Regions from separate parts of the Mus musculus genome. Here region 2 is linked to region 1. Evidence: chromatin loops called from intact Hi-C (ENCODE). Cell type or tissue: heart. All regions are shown on one strand. Each heading gives the region's core, and the rest is flanking DNA. Links, peaks and the distances in the headings are about the cores only. Region 1 holds the start of Rnf130 (ring finger protein 130). Region 2 has its middle 22 kb from the start of Tbc1d9b.

Region 1 (10,889 bases), core at 1-8,000:
TTTACAATGTCTGTGCCACACACTAGCTAGGTCTGCTCTGCAAAGGGATTAGGGTGTTCCTAATTCAAAGTTGATCATTGCAGCAAGCAGCCAGAAAGCAGCTATGATCTGTTCAGAAACTTACAACACACCCCTTCAAAACTCCCTTTCTAAAAATGAACATTTGTATCAGGTAACATATAAATGTTAGTCCAGAACAAAGAGCATCTCCACTCAGTGATATATTCTGTTTAATGAAAAATATTTGTTTCAAAGTATACTTGGTTAGGAAGCATTTTCACAAAGTAGAATGGTAGCACTTTTCAAAGTGTACTTTTAAAATAACAACCCTTTAAGGGAAAATAGAGTCAATCAGACCGTTATAAAGATAGGTCAAGTAAGACTCAGTAATTCACACATGCCTAGCTGTGCAACTCATACTGACCTGAGAAGAGCACTGTAAAATCAACAAGGGTTTCTAACTTCACAGATCAAGCCATACATATAGAATTTCATTATGAAAACTCTAAATTTCTTGTGTCTTTTCAAATAGGTATTATTGTTTTTTGTTTTGGGGAAGAGGGTCTCACACCATAGGCCAGGCTGTCCTGGGATGCACTGTGGAGAACCAATCCTCCAGCAATTCCACTGCTGGGATGACAGGTGTCTGCTACCCCACCTAGCTTCTTAAACACAAAGAATTTTACCAGACTTCTACCACAGTCTTCTTTTTAAAATACATTCTTGAGTTTCTTACACACGAGCAGAATGTCACCTTGGAGTTCTTATAAACCCACGGGTGTAGAAACATTTATAGGCAGATGTCCTGGGGAGAGAGCCCCTCCGAATGGGAGCTTCAGAAAGACTCCTCCAACAGCTCTACTCCAGGCTACTGCCTTTCCTTTCTGTCAGCAATTTTAATGGTGCTTGGCAAAGTGGGTTTCAATCAGCACTTGCTGGACTGAAAGACCACATGGGTAAAGGCCATTTGTCCAAAACTTGACCCCTACAGGGTCCCACCATTGACATCCTGAGAAATCCTGACACAATTCTCATGTGGTATGAGCTGGCGAGATGGCTCAGCAGTTAAGAGTGGTTGCTGCTTTTGCAGAGGACATGGGCTTGGTTGTCAGCACCCACAAGATGGCTGTGTAACTCCAATTCCAGCCTCTTCTGGTCTCCGTGGGCTCTACATGGTATACATACATCCAACAAAACATCCATACATAAAATAAGTAATATTTTTTTAAGGACACAATAATGACACCACTTCTTCACAGGAGAGGTGAGTTCTCCATCAGTTAATTTTTTAAAAATAAGAAATGAAGCCACCAGACCAAATTATTTTACCAGTATCAAACAGTGTGTATTTGCAGCAGAGGTCTAATATGCAGCCTTCAACCAGTGACAGGTTAAGATAACTGACTTTTAGCTCCCCAAACCTTTCTGCTGGACTCATACAAGCACTATCCAAAAGGGGACTTAATTTGGGGGTGAAGACAAGCAACAGATAGTGGCACTCAAAACACTTTGGAGTACAGCATCTTAAGTGAGGATGGTGGTCTGGGTTGCCTGGGGAGAACCAAGCCCCAAGAGCAAACCACAGATTTCATAACACTTTACAGCTCTTTCTGCAGAGTAGCTTGCCTCTCTCTTCCTCTTCCTTCCCTTCCACATGACCCTCACGGTTCTTTTCCCCACCAGAAAATAGTGTAGCATTGTTACTGCCATAGTTTGGCAACATTACATGTCCCAACCACAGTGACTGGCACAGAGCAGGCAGCAAATATTTATTGAATGGAGCAAAGAAAAAAAAACTGTTCCTATGGTCAAATAGGGACCTTAAGTACTGCTTCTAACCTAGTGGAATAAGAAATACACTGGTGTAAAAATGACCGTTTAAGAGCCCAGTCTAAGTTGAAGAAAGACAACAGTAAAACCTTATGCCCCAAGCCAGTATGCCTCAACAACAACTGCTTAATATATGTTATACAAATACCGAGCTCAGAGAGCATATTTTAATATTTTAGACTATAAAAGCAAACACTATTGCCTAGATTAGGTCATCTGAACACGAATAGCAATTTTGGTTTTTAATCCTCTCAACATTGTAAGGTGAGAACGGGAGGATATAGAAGATGGGAGACATCTCCCCGAAGTCCAGCCTGCCAAAGTCCCCAAATGTCACACTCCACGGAGAAATGTCCTTTAAAACACGGCCAGTAATTAACAAATACCAGTTTACACCAAATCATTAAGAATTCACAGCCAGCATACACAAAGGGAACGCCAAGGCTAAATCAAATGGCTTCAAAGACGATTCCTGATCATTTTACCTTTTTTCCTTCTGGATGGGCACCCGTGACCAAAGACTTGGCTACTAGTTCAGCTACTCTCACATTCTTTATAATGTGAAAATCTCTAGCGTTTCATGACAGCACAACTATCGGGGCCAGAGAAAACCAAAAGCAACAGGGACCCTCTCCCCTTAGCCACTACTGGGGGGAGAGGGAGGGGGAGGGGGAGTAGATGGGGGGGGGGGCTCTGATCCCTAGAGATTCACTGCAGTGTTAAATCCGTGGGATTTCAGGAACAAACCTACCGATTCCAAAAAACAGGTTAAGCATCTCGTCCACCATGAACTAGTTCTGCGCCCCTGCACCACCTCCTTTGTCTCAACTGTCCCTGAAAACTCGCATTCCAGTGCCCTCCAGTAAACAAGCTAACTAAATGAAAAAGAGGAGGACGTTCTAAGTCTCGCTCTCTTTTAGTTTTAGGGTGAAATGCAGCAGGGTTTCTGGAGCCTCTTTCCTCAGCGGGGAGCAGGCCAGGCTCCACAGCGCGAGGACCTCGAGCCCCCTGGGCCGGCGGCCGAACGGCGCGCAGACCCCCGGCCACGCCGCCCCCGCGACCCCCGCCCGGCTTCGGGCTTCGGCTCCGGCCTCACCTCCGTGGATGGGCAGCGGTGCCAGCACCTGGCCGCGGACCTCGGCCTTGGGTGAGTCGAGCCCGTAGCGCCCGCGGTCGATGCGGAACGTGAGCGGGGTGCCGCGGCCGGGCTCCTGCACCGTCACGTTGATGAGCGCCGTGTAGTACTCCTGGCTCGCGTTGTCCGCTCGCGTCGGCCACAGGCTGCAAGTCAGCAGGGCCAGCGCCGCGAGCCGGGCCGGGCCCGCTCGCGCCGCGCCGCTCATGGTCCCTCCGGCCGCCGCCGCCGCCGCCGCTCGCGGACCGGGCTCCGGGGCCGGTGCTGAGAGGCGGGGCGGGCGCGGCCCGGGCTGCGGCGGGAGCGCGCGCGCGCCTCGAAACGAGCCGGGCACGAGCACGGCCCTCCTCGGCGCCGCGGCTCCGCCGTTCGCCGCCCTCACGTCCGCGGCCCGCGCGCGAGTGCGCGCCCGTGGATCTCTCAGGGGAAGGACGGCGCGTCAGGCCGTGTGCTGTCAGGGCACCTGGAATGCCCAGGGACTAGGCCTGCGGACAGGGCCCCTGAGAGGACTCGGAGTGGTGGGAAGGAGTGGTCCCCACTGCTCGGGGAGGGTCAGCAACGCCGCCTCAGGCGCGTGCCCGCCGCCGCCCCATTCCCTCCAGCAGAGCGGCAACGCGCAAGCCCGATGCGCAAACCCGTCCGCTGCGCGTGCGCAATAGGCGCTGCCTGCTCCCGCCCTCCCGCACGAGGGCCAGGGGCGGTCCAGTCACCTGCTTGCTGGCACTGGGTTCAGTGAACTGCCCCGGGCTTCATACCCCGCTATGACCTGGATCTGTGAAGCTTTCCAAGAACCTATAGAGATGTTGGAGATACCACTAAAAGAAACTAAGCTAATCGTTAAGGTTTTAAATTAAATGTCTGTGAGAGCTAACATTTCCACTGGGTTGGTTGCATGCTGTACAATAATTGACATCAGTCGGGAGAGTGCCTTTGCGTTTGGGGCCCAGTAGACTTGGACCCAATAAGGCATCTGAGTGGTTAGCAAGGTCTGTTAGAGACGGATGTTAACTTCATCAGGTTGGTATGGTCCTCTTCCCCCACTCCCCCCTCCCCGCCCCCAGAATACCCAGAGCCACAGGCCTTCACTTCCTTTTTGTAAAATGGCATAGTACCACGGCATTTAACAAGGACTCTGCTCTGTTTCTTCAGTAATTGGGCCTCTCCTCACTGGGTGAAATGGACCCCAGTACCTATTCTCAGGATGAGACCCCGGAGGTGCCTGCCAAAGAGTCACAGGCTATGTTTGGAGCCTGCATCAGACTATCTCTAATATGAATCTCCTTTCCCCTCCCATTTGTTGGTCTAATCTTCCCTTTGCTAAAAATGTGTATGGTATTAGCAAGGGTTTTTAGTGTGTGGGGTGCTGATGCCCCTGACGAGAAGTGATAGAAGTCCACACACACCTGATACAAAACCAGGGTAGAGGAAGGAGTAAACAACGAAAATAATTTTATGGTTGGGGTCACTACAACATAAAGAACTGTATTAAAGGGTCACAGCATTAGGAAGGTTGAGAACTACTGGTGTAACAGTATATGGGAAATGAGAATGTAGTGTTTAGGGTACTTGGGTGTGGGGGGCTTCCTGGAGGATGTGGGCTGAAGTCTGAATAGAGCCCTCAGATGCCTGTCAGTGAGCTACCCTCATGCCCACCTTGACAGGGCCATTTCTCTATCTCTACCACTTTCTTTGTCTCTTAAACCTCTTTGCCTGTCTCTCTTCCCATTTCTCAGTTCATAAGAATGCCTAGATCACCTGTTTGTCCCATGTCAAATTCCCTTCTTGCCAAGCTCCACTAAGATCTCAGCTACCACCTTTGCAGGTCCCAGATTCTATTAAGAGCTTTTGTCTGTCAGGATTTGATCTGCTTGCTACCTCTAGGTGTATAAGGACAAGTGTGTAAGGCCCATGGAACAGTGCTTGGGGGACTCCAGGGGTCAAAGCCTAAGCATGGCCCCATGGGCAGTGCTGAAACTCTCAGAGAGTTGTCTAGTTTTCCAAAGTCTGTCTCCTCCTCCCCTCTCCTCCCCTCCCACTCTCCCTCCTCCTCTTTCTCTTCCTCCATAGCCTCTTAACTTCTCTTCTTCCTCTTGTGCTTCCTCGTTTGTGTTCTTAAATTTTCTAAATGACCCCAACTGGTCATACAAAGCCCCGCTCTCATTTTATCAAAAGCAGCAGTTTGCTTTTACCACAATTCCTAGTCTGATTTTCTGCCCCCACATTAATGTACTTAATGTGTCTTTTCTTTGTGTTCTTGCAACGTTTGTATTGTCTAGTATTTTGTACTTTTTAATTATTAAATCATGGAGGCAGAGGCAGGCGGATTTCTGAGTTCGAGGCCAGCCTGGTCTACAGAGTGAGTTCCAGGACAGCCAGGGCTACACAGAGAAACCCTGTCTTGAAGAACCAAAAAACAATTATTAAGTCTTACTGGGTTGTGAATGTCTTCTGTCTTTCATTCTCTTCATTCACTAGTACACTGGATTTTTAGAGTTACAGTTATTGAGGTTGATGTTGAAATGTAACATCTGGGGGCTTGGGAGGTGACTCTGGGGTAAAGTGATCACTGTGCAAACATGAGAACCTAAGTTCTGAACCCCAGAACTCACATAAAGCCACATATGGTAACACGCGTTTGTAACCCCAGAGTTTCTGTGCAAAGATGCGAAGTAGAGCTAGGAAAATAACCAGGAAAGACCTTGCCTCAAACAACATAGAAGGCAAGGACAGCCACTTATGGTTGTCTTCTGACCTCCACACGTGTACCATGGCTTGAACACATCCATACAGACAGTGAACAAGCACACACACACACACACACACACACACACACACACACTTCCTAAGGAATGTAACATCGGTAGGAAAGTGCAGAAATCTTGTGTGTACACCGGGCAAATATTTCCAAGGTGAAAGCCATTTTATAACAACTGGAACAAAACAAAAAGCAGCACTAAAACCCTGAAAGTCTCCCTGGCCGCCTGTGACGAACACCCAGGTATTCTTATTCCTGAGGCTATAGATTAGTTTGATTTACATAAATGGGACCACACAGCACCTACTCACTGGTGTCTGGTTTCTTAATGGTATGTCTGAAATTAATTTTCTGTCATTTTAATTTAGTCATGGTTCTTTTTTATTTCCTGTGTAGTATTCCATGATTGATTTATCCATTTTCCTATTCATGAGCACTGTTATTGATTTTTCTCTAGGGACTATGGAAAACAGGGGTGCTGGGAAATCTGTTTTGTTTCTATGCTGCCACACCTCCTTGTTGTCCTCTCCTCGGGCTGTTGACCTTTGAGCCTGCGGCCTTACTCATGCAGGACAATTGCTCTGCCACCTAGCTTTATGCTACAACCTGTTTGCTATGGCTTGAATATTTATTCCCAAGCATTTGTGTGTAGTGACCTAATCTCTAATGTCATATGTTGATGGCATTTAGAGGTCACTGGGTCAGGAGGGTGCTGGCTTTTGAATAGATCGATCTGTTGATGGATTTGTGGAGTAATGGACCAGTAAGTTACTGAGGAATGACTTAGTTATAAAAGCAAAGTAGAGGTCACTGGACAACCGTGAGTGTCTGTCCTTGCCTTCTATGTTGTTGGAGGCAAGATCTTTTCTGGTTATTCTCCTAGCTCTGATCTTCCTTCTACCATGATAAGATACAGCAAGAAAGCCCTCCACAAATAGTGCCATGATCTTAGACCTCCAAGCCTTCAGAACTATAAGCCAGACACATATCCAGCCTTTATTGGTTACCCAATTTCAGGTAATATATTATAGCCACAGAAAATGCACTGTGTCAGCAGGGTTGGGCGTTGCTGTCTTGCATCCCTGAGAGTGTGCTTTAGAGTTGCAGGGCAGGCGTATACTTAGCTCTGGAAGAAGCACCACTACCTTTTCTTAGCTATCCTCTCGTTACCCCAACTCGAATCTCTCTTCTCGGTCTCTGTGTTTGAGGCCTTCACTGTTGTTATTGATCACATTCCATCCCCAAACTATGACCAAGGATAAATTGTTACAGAAGGTGGTCCAATACAATAATGCAGGCTTGCTGGAGTTGTGTCCTGTGGATCCTCCAATCCTCAGGGTGCCACAGGTGGCCTATACCCCTAACACAGAGCCATGTAGGAACTGCTTCTAATGCTAGCATATTCACCCCAGATTCACTCCCTCCTCCTTGGGAATGATGTGAACAGGTGTGTCCTGTTCCTAAAATGGTTTCACAGAGATAGGCTCTAGGGTCCCAGAGTCATCAGTTCCAACACATAGTTACTTTTCTATTGTTGTGATAAAACACCAAGATCAAGCATTATGTAGCTAAAGATGGACCTTGAACTTCTGACCTTCTTGCTTCTACTTCCCAAATGCTGGGATTGCAGGTGTGCCACCACTTCTGGTTTTAAAGTGCCCACTTCAATGTTATCTTCCCCTTTGCTGTGAGTGATTTGGTTTTCAATGGCAGCCTTATCACCTGTCTTTAGCTATCACCCACTTGGCCAACATTGAAGAGACCCTAGATTCCATCCCCTACCATAGAGGAAAAGAATGCATGTGGGGGAGGGTAGTAAAAAGAAGAGAGAAGGGAGGGAGGATTCTTGAAGAAAATTATTTGAGTAATAATTAAATAGGACCTGAACATAGTAAAATTCTGAAATTGATTTTTTTTTAAAGTCAAACTCTAGAACAACTGATAGAAAAGAGTGGGGATATGAGAGAAGCACTCAGGCCTGGGCTCACATCAGGGGTGCACTGGAGCCATTGTTAAGTGTTCAGGAATTAGAGAGACAGTTGTTAAATCGTTGATTCCCTGAAATTAACCATGATATCGGGGCAACATTTTCACCACGGAAACTGACAGTCCCTAGGAACTAGGATGTTCTCAGGATGCTGTGTGCTCCTTCTTCCCCTCTCCCTCTATTTCTTCCTTATTTTGGGGGGTGATTTATATAAAAGCCAGTGTTTCACATATGTGTTTGGCCGCAGGTCAACTGGATGGAATCTGCTTGTCCCATTGCCTCAAAGTCAGCATCCCTCTATGAAATAAGGTTCCTGGCACCTCTAGTTTTAACAGGTTCTAATCTGATGATGAGTACCTGCAACTGGTAACCACTAGCCAGCACGTTTCCTCATGACTTGCTGCTAGAAAGACAAGGACTAGAAAGATCTAGGTCGTGGTCAGGTGAGTCTGAAGTCCCAGAACAAGCCAACCTGAGTACGTAGAGTACATGAGCACTTGGGTACCAGGAGCCACCCTGTTAACCAGGGGACAGTTAGAGAAAACCCACAATGTATTTGTGTGATCCGTTGTTGTGGAATGCTGTCCTCCAAGTATAACAGCCATTACCGTCTTAATTAGAGCAGCTGTGATCACCAGATGAGGCCAAGGTGGCATCTGTTGACTTCCCTCCTAGAAGGAATGTGGGGGTCTTTGTGACTGTCATAGCCAGCAGAATAGTAATCCATAGGAGGTAAAGGTAGTTCAGTCCAATACAACCAAGTAGCTAGTGTTGGTTCAAACTCGGAGAGACTGACCCCAAGTCGTTTACTTTAGGCATATTTAAGCACAGTATATTTTGGTGAAATTCTTCCTGGTGATAACTAACTCAAATCCTGCGTGCACAATAAAGCTTAAGATGTGACCACATCAAAACTCTTGTATGTAATTCTGCCACAGCTGTACATGGCCTCGGAAGATGCTGGAGTTTATAGAGTGGGAGGTTAACTTAAGGGGACTCCATCACCTTAGCTATAAGGCTATTATTCATGCTTCAATGAGACTTTCTTAACACTGATATTTTGGGGTCACGCACACTCTGGTGAGTAAGCCCTCACTGCAGCTCCTGTGAGCAAGCTCGGGAAACACATTACTTCACCACGCTAGACTCCTGGGCAATTGTTTCTTTGGTTTGTTATCGTTGATCGATGTGGTAAGCTGTATTGATCAATTTTTGTGTATGCCTTTCCAAGAAAAATTCACACAGCAGTGATTCCCTCTAAAATTTAATGTTACTTAATAAAAAAATTGCCAGTATCTGAAGGCTTTTAAAATGGCACCTCTCTGCTTGCTACTTTAATTTAGCCATTGTCATTACTACATTACTATTTGGTCATAAATGCTCTATCTTTTCCTGGTTTTCATTTTTGCCTAAATTGTTTGATGACAGCTTAATCTATGGGAGATCCTGTGTCAAAAAAAAAATGAGTGCCTTCTGAAGAATAAGACCTGATATTGACCTTTGGCTGTCATATGCACATGTGCACACAGGTCCCCACCACACACAAGAGTATGTACTCACACACATGCACACCCATACACACACACACACACACACCCCACACACACACAAGTTGAGGCTTTAAGCTTGTTTTCTGCCAAGGACTGCACCACTCAAAGTTTATCAAGAAACATATTGAGTTCTGCAATTACTTTGCCAACAAGTAAGTGCTTTGTATTTTTTTTTCTGTTTAAACACTGATATCATAATTACTATAACCTTCTATATTTTTTCATATGCTGGGAACCTCAGAAAAAACAAAAAAGGAAGTGGCTCAGACTCCTCTTACCTTTAAGTGGATGGCCTAGAGGAAGGAAGCTGGCCTCCTGCTAGAGTCTTTTTAGGGAAGCCACATGGTGGATGCATAGAGGGAAGGCCTGTCACATTGACCTATCAAGCCACAAGCCCAGGGCTCATAGGCCATACTGGTCATGATGGCTTTGTGGTCAGGTGAGATGTAACATCTGTATAAGCAGATGGACTTGGATGTAGCTCAGTTGGTAGAGTGCTCACCCAGCATGCAGGGAGGGAGCCCTAGGCTTGATCACTAGCACCTCATAAATTAGACATGGTGGTACAACACCTCAATCCAGCACTTGAGAGGTAGTAGCAAAAGATCAAGAGGTCAAGGTGGGCAGAGGAAGATTGAGGTCAGATTTGGAGCCCGTTGTCTGTAGCAGAGCAGGATTTAATTCTCCGGAGGATAGCCAGATGAGGAAATCGAAGCTCAGTGAAGTAACTTCTTTTCCCAGTAGATGAGGCCGAAGCAAAGGCCAGGGATGTCAGACCTAATCCTGGCTGGTCCCAGGACCCTCCTGCATCTCTGCACGAGCTTGGCGCCAGGCTCAAGATTCAGATGAACTGTATTTCCTTGCATTTGGCTCAGTCCAGGAAGCCAGAGACTTGACACTGAGCTCTGTCCAGGAACTTGAGTGGGTCCTGGGCCTGATCCCTCCCCTGGGACGCTGAGCTGGGATGAGCTGCCAGGGTGGCTGCCCTTTTAGTAGAATCGAAGGTATCACTTTGCCCTTTGTCAAGATCCCTTTAGTCGGAATGATGAATGATTGAGCCACAAAGAGCTGAGAGAGCAAGTAGGTGACAGCTGGCTGGAGCCAGCCTAGACCAGCCGGCCTTCTCGTCTGACCATTGGCACTCAGGCTGACTTGAAGTGGACATCCTTAGGGTTCTGATGGCTCCTCCACCAGGGAATTTATTGTACCCAAGGGGCCTTCAGCACATAAACAACAGAAACAGATTTGGTCAGCATGTACAGAAAAAGATTGTTTGGGGAGGCTACTCAGCTGCTCTTCTGCTTAAAAGGGAAGGTGGCAGGACTGGCCTCAGAGAGGACAGGGCACTGCAACCTGTCCCTGGGGATCTGAGCAGCTGGAATCTGGGGGCAGTTTCATGAGGATGCTGCTGCTCAGGTAAGTCATCAGTGCGTTCCTCCAGGTTGCCCATTGACTTTCTCTGTTTGACCACCGACCAGCCTTGCCCAGGGAGGATGTGATGGCAGAAAAGTAGCCCCACCAGGGCCAGCATGACTCAATAGGCACAGGACAAACAATGGTAGCCTTTATCTGATGCAGGCAGATGCCCGCTCGGTCTCCCTGACCTCACTTCCTGCCAGGTGAAATCGGGCT
Region 2 (8,000 bases), core at 1-8,000, 85 kb before region 1:
CTGCTCTGGAATTTTACTATGTAGACCATGCTGGCATCAAACTTACAGAGATCTGTCTGCCTCTGCTTTCTGAATGCTGATAGTAAATTGTTTACTACCTGCTTGGCTCGGTGTGTGTGTGTGTGTGTGTGTGTGTTTAGTGTTTAGAGAGATTTATTTATATGAGGACACTGTAGCTGTCTTCAGACACACCAGAAGTGAGCACTGGATCCCACTACTGAAGGCTGTGGGAATTGAACTCAGAACCTCTGGAAGGGCAGGCAATGCTTTTTACTGCTGAGCCATCTCTCCAGCCCTCGGCCTGTGTATCTTTTAAAGTCATGATTAATTCTTTGCTTCTTAGCCAAAACCCATAGTTTTGAAGATACTCAATTCTACCTTCTGGAAGTTTCGTTGTTCATGTAGCCTTTCACATTTGGGCCCAAATTTTCAAGTATGGCAGGAATTTTGATTCCTTTTTCACCTGTGCAGACACAGCAGACATGGTGCCATCCTGCACAGGCCCTGCTGGTCTCTTGCTGCAAAGCGTCCCTAGATGCAGTGTTCGGGAGTTAACCCCGTGATGCTCCTGGTCAGCATTGCATGGGCTTAGCAGTCTCTGTAAGTCCTCTGCTTGTCGTCTAGAAATTATCAAGTTTGTCAAGTTATGCCTCTTCACACTTGCCTCCTAGAATCTTACAGAAACTTCAGGGATCTGCAGATTAATATGAGACAATACTGAGTTTGTCCTTCCTCCAACTTGTGACAATCCTTCTATTACATCACCTTGAATGTCCCGGCAGTGCACAGTAGCTCTCTGTGTAGAAGCCCTGCGTCTCTTTCAGATTTATTCCTTCACAGGCTGTCTACTTGATACTCTTGTAAGCAGTATCTTTTTGAAAATTTCATTTTTAATTGCTTACTGTTGATATATTATTTAAATAAGACAGGATCTTGCTGACTGGGTGCAGAGCTCTGGGTCCGATGGCCCTCCTCCCTCAGCCTGGGTAGCTGGTTCATGCCACTGGGCCTGGCTTGGTACCTCAATGTGTGACTGATTCTGCTAAATTTGCGTATTCATTTTAAGAGCTGGTTTGTAGGCGCCGAGGATTCTCTCCTTAGGTTGTCTGTGGACAGTGGTAGTTTTAGTCATCTTACTTTTTACTTATACCTTTCATTTCTTTTTCTTGCCTTACTATAGTAGCTAACATTGCTACTGACGGTGTGGTAGGAGACTCACAGTAGGCCTACTTCCGTACAGTTGGAAAGGAGCATGTTCTTATGCTTGTGGTCATTTTAAAAATGCACTATAGTCAAGATCTGGCATCTGTGATAGACATTTCCTTAGTAAATTGCTGTGTGCTATGTAAGCTCAGGGAAACACTGGCTCTGGAGGCGGGGCTGCTACACACACCACCCCATTGTCCAGCGCAAAGCAGTTACTGTTTATTTCTTGATGCAAGAGCACCAATGGTGGGAAGAAATGACTGAAAGTCTCACGCAGGAGAGGACACTTTGCCTAGGACCCTCCTTATTTGTCACTCACCCCGGTGAACTACTTGGTGCCAGGCTTTTCCAGTCAGGCCTAGTAGACAGTGGAAGTGTCAGATCTAACACTCTACTGTCTTTCTGATGTACACTGTTCGCTTCTTTCCCTCAATCCTGCTGTATATTCAACACATTCATTTGGAATGGAAGCCATGGTTTTGTGGGTCATTTTCTTTACGAAATATCTTGGAAATTTTAGCATTTTCTCCTATAATTATTAAGAAAAATCGCTCCCCCTGCTCCTGTCAATTATTTCAAATGTACTCATTTTCAAAGAAACAAAGCCACAGATGGCCAGAGTCAGGTATGTACTACACAGCTGTAATCTGAGCACTTGGGAGGCTGAGACAGGGCTGTCCTAAATTCAAAGCAAGCCTGGGATAACAACAGAACCTGTTTCAGAAGAAACACACAGCCACACACTCAGATACACATATTGTCACACATACTGACATACGCACACCCAGACAGACAGGCACAGGCAGACAGGCACACACACAGGCACACGCACCTGTACAGATTTAGACACACAAACAAACTCTTAGGTTTTCCTATTTACATGCTATCAAGACTCTTTCCACTAATATTTTGTTTAAACCCCCCGGATCTTTGGAGCTGGGGCAGCTGCTCATCCAGAGGAACTGGATTTTATTTCCCACCCACAGGGCAGCACATAACCACCTGAGGACCCAATGCCTCCTTCTGTCCTCTTGGGCACCAGGCATGCAGGCAAAACACCCATAGATAGATAGATAGATAGATAGATAGACAGACAGACAGACAGATAGATTAAAACAAAACCAAATATTCACATCTATATTTGCTAAATAACCTATCTCCCCTTTCTTTCCTTTCAGCTGTGGTCAACTGGCCCTGATGCTATGTGGATCACAGAAATACTTGGGAAGCTTTTCCCTTTCCTACTCTCCCTTAAATATCACAAAGAGCTCCCCAGTAGAAGCCATTGGGAAACACAGACATTTACAATTCTTAACAGTGGCACAATTGCAGTTAGGAAGGAGCAATTCTATGGTTGGGGTCACAGCGTGGAGAGCTGTAGTGAAGTGTGGCAGCATTAGGAAGGTTGAGAGCCACTCTGACCTTAGGGGTTTCTTTGAAGAATGATTTTAACTTAAGGGTCCAATGTATTATTTAGATGTTGGTGAACTTAATTTCCTATTTCTCATATCAATTTTAAATCGAAAGACATTGATCAACATTTAATCTTCAGAATTTATTGACAAAATTCCAGTTATTTTTATCATTACTTTAAAAAAGTTTTATTTTTATTAATGCGTTTGGGTCCGTATTAGAGTATGCCACATTAAGTGCAGATGCCCAAAGAAGCCGGAGAGGCCACTGGACTTCCTGAAGTTGGAGTTCCAGGCAGTTGTGAGGCACCTAACATGGCTGCTGGGAACTGAACTCGGGTCCTCAGGATGAATAGCCAGTGCTGTAAGCTGCTGCTCCAGCCCCCACAGCTACTGTTAAAAAATCACGGTACAAAGTACTAACAGAATTTGGTGTCGTTATCATTGAGAAACCTGTTTGTACATCTTGAGCACTTTTATGTATGTTTCATGGTGAAGGAAGTTTCCAGGACTTTTCCAGTCTGCAAGCCTGGAGCTCTAAAGCCATCAAACAGCTCTCCGTCTCCCTCCCTAGAACTCCGGATCTCACCATTTCTCCTGTGTTTCTTTGCAGTTTCTGACGTGTGCATTCATGATATGTCTTCATTCTTAGTATTGGGTGTTGGTGTCTCCTTGATCAGGAAATGACGTTAATTTCATTTTCTTTTTTAAAGAAATGCCTTTGGGCTTGATTGACTCGGCTGTGCGTTTGTCCTCCATTCATGACAGTCTATAGTTCCTTGAATTCAGTTTGATGCTCTTGAGAGAAAGGCCTAGAGCACTGGCTTCTAGCCTTTCTAGACTCATGGTCACAGATGTCTACCATAAAAAGGGCACCATACAAGTGGTAAGACATTTTTAGTATTTTAATCATCACTTAGAATTACACACTATTACCCTCTCTGTTATCTATTTCCTCTTGGATTTTCCATTTGTTATTATTTTCCTTATGTGTAAATATTTGTTTTTGATGAGGTTTCACTATATAGCCAGGATCCTCCTACCACAGCTTCCCAAATGCTGGTTGCCTACCCCACTGTGCCTAACTCAGCCTAAGCCAAAACTGTTTCTACACTGTAAGTCTAGTGACCTAGTAACCTTCTGAGACAATCAAAATTTAATTGCATTTCAACAGCTTTCCAGGGTCGTTAGATGAAGCAGATGCAAACATTGTTATCGTCTTTTGATGAAACTAAAAAAAAAAAAAACATTGCAAAGTGAAGGCAGACAGTCTTGTGCTCAGTGGTATTCAATAAGCCCTCTAAATAACTCAGATTTGACAAAACTTAAGAATTAGTTAGGAAAGGCTGGGGAGCGCAATCTGTTGCTAAGTGCTGAACTAGCATGCATGGAGCCCTGGGTTTGAGCACCATCCCTGGGAGGAAGTGGACAAGGAGTTTAAGAGGTCAAGCTCACCCTTGTCTACATGCGAAAGTTGAGGCTAACTTGGACTACCGGAGGCCTTGGCTCAAAACAACAAAAACAGCCCCCAAACTCTTCACTATGGAAACCTGTGTTCTGAGACTCAACAGTTGTTTACAAATCTATTATCTTGAATCTTCTTTTAAAAGACAAAGTAATGTTCAATATCTGCTGATTCTCATTTTTTTTAAAGGCTTGGATACTGGTCCAGGCCCTACTTCCAGGTCAGGTGACAGAAGGTTCATGATCGTAAGTCAGAAGGCTGTTGCGTCACTGTGTCTTAGGCTTCGTGGTTCCTGCTCGGGGGAGAAAAGCAGCACGGATTTCCACAGAAAGCTTTCCTCATATAAAGCAGTGGGAGGCAAGAGTGAGCCTTTCTAAGATTCTAAGCATTGGCTGTGAGTTCTCCCCGATAGAGTGACCTTTTGTACCTTCGTGGTGAACACAGCTCGGCCTACCCAGTGTTCACTTTGTGAACAGGAAGGAAATGAAGATGAGCTGTTAGACCTTAGTGGCCCAGAGACTTTCTTAGGCTGAATATGCCTGACAAGGCTTTCCCCTTTTCAATACCAGGAAAGGCTTTGCAGGATCAGCTTTTTTTTTTTTTTTTTTTTTTTTAAATAAAGGAAGGAAATCTGCAGAAACTACTGAGCCAGGCACCTTCACTAACACAATTTTTCAAATCTCCCAAGTCCTATATGCTGCTACAGTAGCCTATATACATTGGTGAGGAGTCTGGGGCTGCAGGAAGCTCAGTGAGTCAGGCAGGGTCTCATGCTTGCCTGCTGCACATTCTAATGCAGATCAAATCAACATAAAGTGGACACTGGGTCACAGGCCAGCTTTAGCTGTGGCGCAGGGAAAACGCTGAGATGGTGCAGGCTCAGTTTACTTTGCCTGGACAGGAACCTAGTGCCACAGGCTTCTGCTGCTTGTCCCCGACCCAAGCCGGGCTGCAGCACATTCACACCCAACATAAGCAGAGCGAGTGAGAAGGCAGTCAAGGCTCAGTTTCTGAGTTGTCTGCTGCTGTTAAGTCCAATTCTTAAACTCTGGATAAGGAATTTACTATAGTAAAACCAAACAACTGCAAAGGAAAACAGGGAAGGGCACTTGGGAATCTTTTCTCTGCTATTTAAAAAGTCTAAAGCTCGAAAGTTGCTGGCCAAAGGGAAATGAGGCTTGCTCAGGCTTAGTGGCTGCAGCTGCCTTTGGCCTGACACAGGACCAGGAGACTCTGCAAGTTCCTCTTTAGACACACCTCCCAACTCTGAATCCACTGATGCCAGAGCTTCTGTGACACAAAGTAGTCTTTAAAACATTTATTTTTGGTTTAAAAAACAAAAAACAAAACCCTAAAGTGAAAACAACTGTATGTTCTTCCCCAAGGATTTAGAGCTGAAATACCCACATCAGCCTAAACATGGTCACATTCTAAGTTTTAAAATACTACGTGAAAAAATTATTCAATTTTATATATTAACTATGCATATCCTGACTAATAAAAAATAAACAATTTTATTTTGATGCTAATTCTGTATTGGGCCCAAAGGAACAAAAAACACATTTTAATACACAACACACACACACACACACACACACACACACACACTTTCTTGGTTACTGAGATCACAATTAGAACACGAAAACAGTTAAATATCTAAGATACAAAATACCACATTCTTATCTCAGTTACTGATGACCTACACTTCCAGTCGTAACCTATAACTTTATTCCTTTTTATCTTTTAGTTCTTGCCAAAAATTATGCTTTATTTCTTGCAAAAATATTTAATAGTACTAATTTTTAGAGAAGCAGTATGTGATGCTAAAGACGGAGACTCTGTGGAGAGAGGAGCTACATTAAACAAGCAGAAACAGCAACACTGCTGTTTGAGTTCCTCCATTTTCTGATGACTATTTTGAAAGCAACAGCTGATCACAAATGAGAGGGAACAGCGGAGGCAGAATCACTTTGATTCCACTGGAATAAGATGAGGTGGCAGGGACCATGCTACTAATTCACCAAACTATACTGAGGAAGCTATCAAAGGTCAGCTGACAGCTGTGCCACTAAGGGTCCCCAACCAGTGAAGCTCAGTGTGTAGGAATGCAAAGAGCAAACTGTGGCTTAAACATTTCTCTGATTCCATGTGCATGGCATGACCCAATATGCAAGCCTATGTGTGTAAAACCTACACATAGGGAGAAGCAGAGGATTTTAACAACAGTCGGTGAAGAGTCAGTGCTCACAGTCTATGACGGGCAGAAGGGACAGAAGAGAAGCAAGGAAAAGAGAACTGAACACATTAACCAATTCGACACAGCAGACACTCACACAGCACTGTGCCTAGCAACAGCAGCATCCTCCCAGGTGCGCGCTGAGCGCCCTCTGCGACTGATGGGCTAGTAATGAAGCTTTGGTACAGTAAACAGGGTAAAAGGCACGAAAGCTCTCCACCTATTTCAACCAACCAACCAAGGTATCTGGAAGAATTTAAAACAAAATTGGAAATTTGTAACAGACTGGGAAAAAAAATCTATAAATACATAGGGTTTAAAGACTATAACTGCCAAATAATCAGTGTGTTGAAGAAATCACAGGGGGAAGAAGAAATCAGTAAATAGAAAGAAGTATGGCTAGAAGAGACAGAACTCAGAGGGAGACTTTTGGCTATAAGCACCTATACTTTAAAAAGAAGCCAAGCATGCAAAACCTGCCTACTGAGGATACTGAGTGTAAGGTTCACTGAGCTTATGAGTTCCAGTCCAGCCTGGCACATACAGACTGTTCCCAGATAAAACAACAACAAAACCCCCAAAATACCAAAAACTCCCCAAAGACCTCAGATCAATAACCTAATCTTTCACTTTAGAGAGGAAAACAGCCAGCTGTGTGTGGCAGGTGGTGCACATCTGTAGTGGAGCATTTGGAGGCGGCAGGTGTGGGTTCAGCCTGGTCAAGTTCACAGTGCCAGGACCACCAGAGCCATGAGAGAGGATGAGAGGTTGAGGGGTGAGCAAGTGAGCCCCAACAATTGCAGGAACCCTAACAAGTGCAGGAGCACACTAGAGAAACCCGAAACTTCCTAGGAAGAGGAGCCTGGACCATGTGGGTTCTCAGCATCTGAAGGACCATCGGCCCTTGTACTCTTCCTAACACAGAGGGCAGAGCTGGTGAGATCAGCGTTTACAACGATGCCAAAGCGGAGCAAAGAGCCAAGCTTATCTTACAAACTAAAGAAGTCGTCTGACAGTCCTAGCACACTGCAACGACACACTCTGTGAGTGAGATTACCCTAGGAATGTGAGGCTGGTTCAGAGCATGGAAAAAGTGTAATCACTGGGATTTGCCTTGGCTGCAACAGACCTTGAGAGAATTGTAGGTCTGAGGTCATTCTGAACTGCATTGCCAAATCCTGTCTCAAAAAAAAAAAATCAATATATACTATGTTAATATGGGACAAAATGCCACAAGATCAGTGTAATAGGTACAGGGAAACGTGACACCATCTAAAAGTTTCGGGGTAAAAGCATCTCGTAACCTACGGACAGATTACTTTCTCAAGTTGATGGAGAGTAAGAAAATCCTATAGCGACTTCCCACTCACTGCTGACCAACTGAATTCTCCCTTCTACCATGGAGATTGTAATAAAACATGGAAGTTAGTTTATATCTTTTATAGTCACTGTCTACCTAAGGATGAACAAGCAAGAAAGTAAAACAGACTATAAGGAGACATAAAAGACCCCTAGACTCAAATGACATGATCGTGTACATAGAAAATCCTAAAGAATTCTAAAGGTTAGTTAAATTCAGCAAACTTGCAAAAATAGCATACAAAAATAAACCATACTACTACAGAAATAAAGTATTACTACATGACACAACATAGATGATCCTTGAACACATTGTGGGCCA

What was found. Peaks named below come from ENCODE experiments on the same cell type or tissue, not always from the same donor. Only the 100,000 strongest peaks of a DNase experiment are listed, where the experiment ranks them.
Region 2: it touches region 1 in a loop (4-fold over the local background); 9 of 42 quality-filtered maps call a loop at or near these places.

What each region holds. Positions count from the first base shown.
Region 1 is chr11:50,017,685-50,028,573 of GRCm38, reverse strand. It overlaps Rnf130 (ring finger protein 130), which reads right to left and starts at 3,243. Exons shown (of 9, transcript NM_021540.4): 1 at 2,927-3,243. The coding sequence starts at 3,173. In heart, for the core only: a CTCF peak has its summit at 3,635; DNase peaks (open chromatin) are centred at 1,623 and 3,573; H3K4me3 peaks cover 2,358 bases; H3K27ac peaks cover 1,735 bases; H3K27me3 peaks cover 1,798 bases.
Region 2 is chr11:50,105,557-50,113,556 of GRCm38, reverse strand. It overlaps a transcript of Rnf130 not described here. Among named protein-coding and RNA genes, the nearest start is that of Tbc1d9b, 22 kb to the left of the region's middle. In heart, for the core only: no CTCF peak of the experiment used is centred there; a DNase peak (open chromatin) is centred at 4,476; H3K27ac peaks cover 348 bases.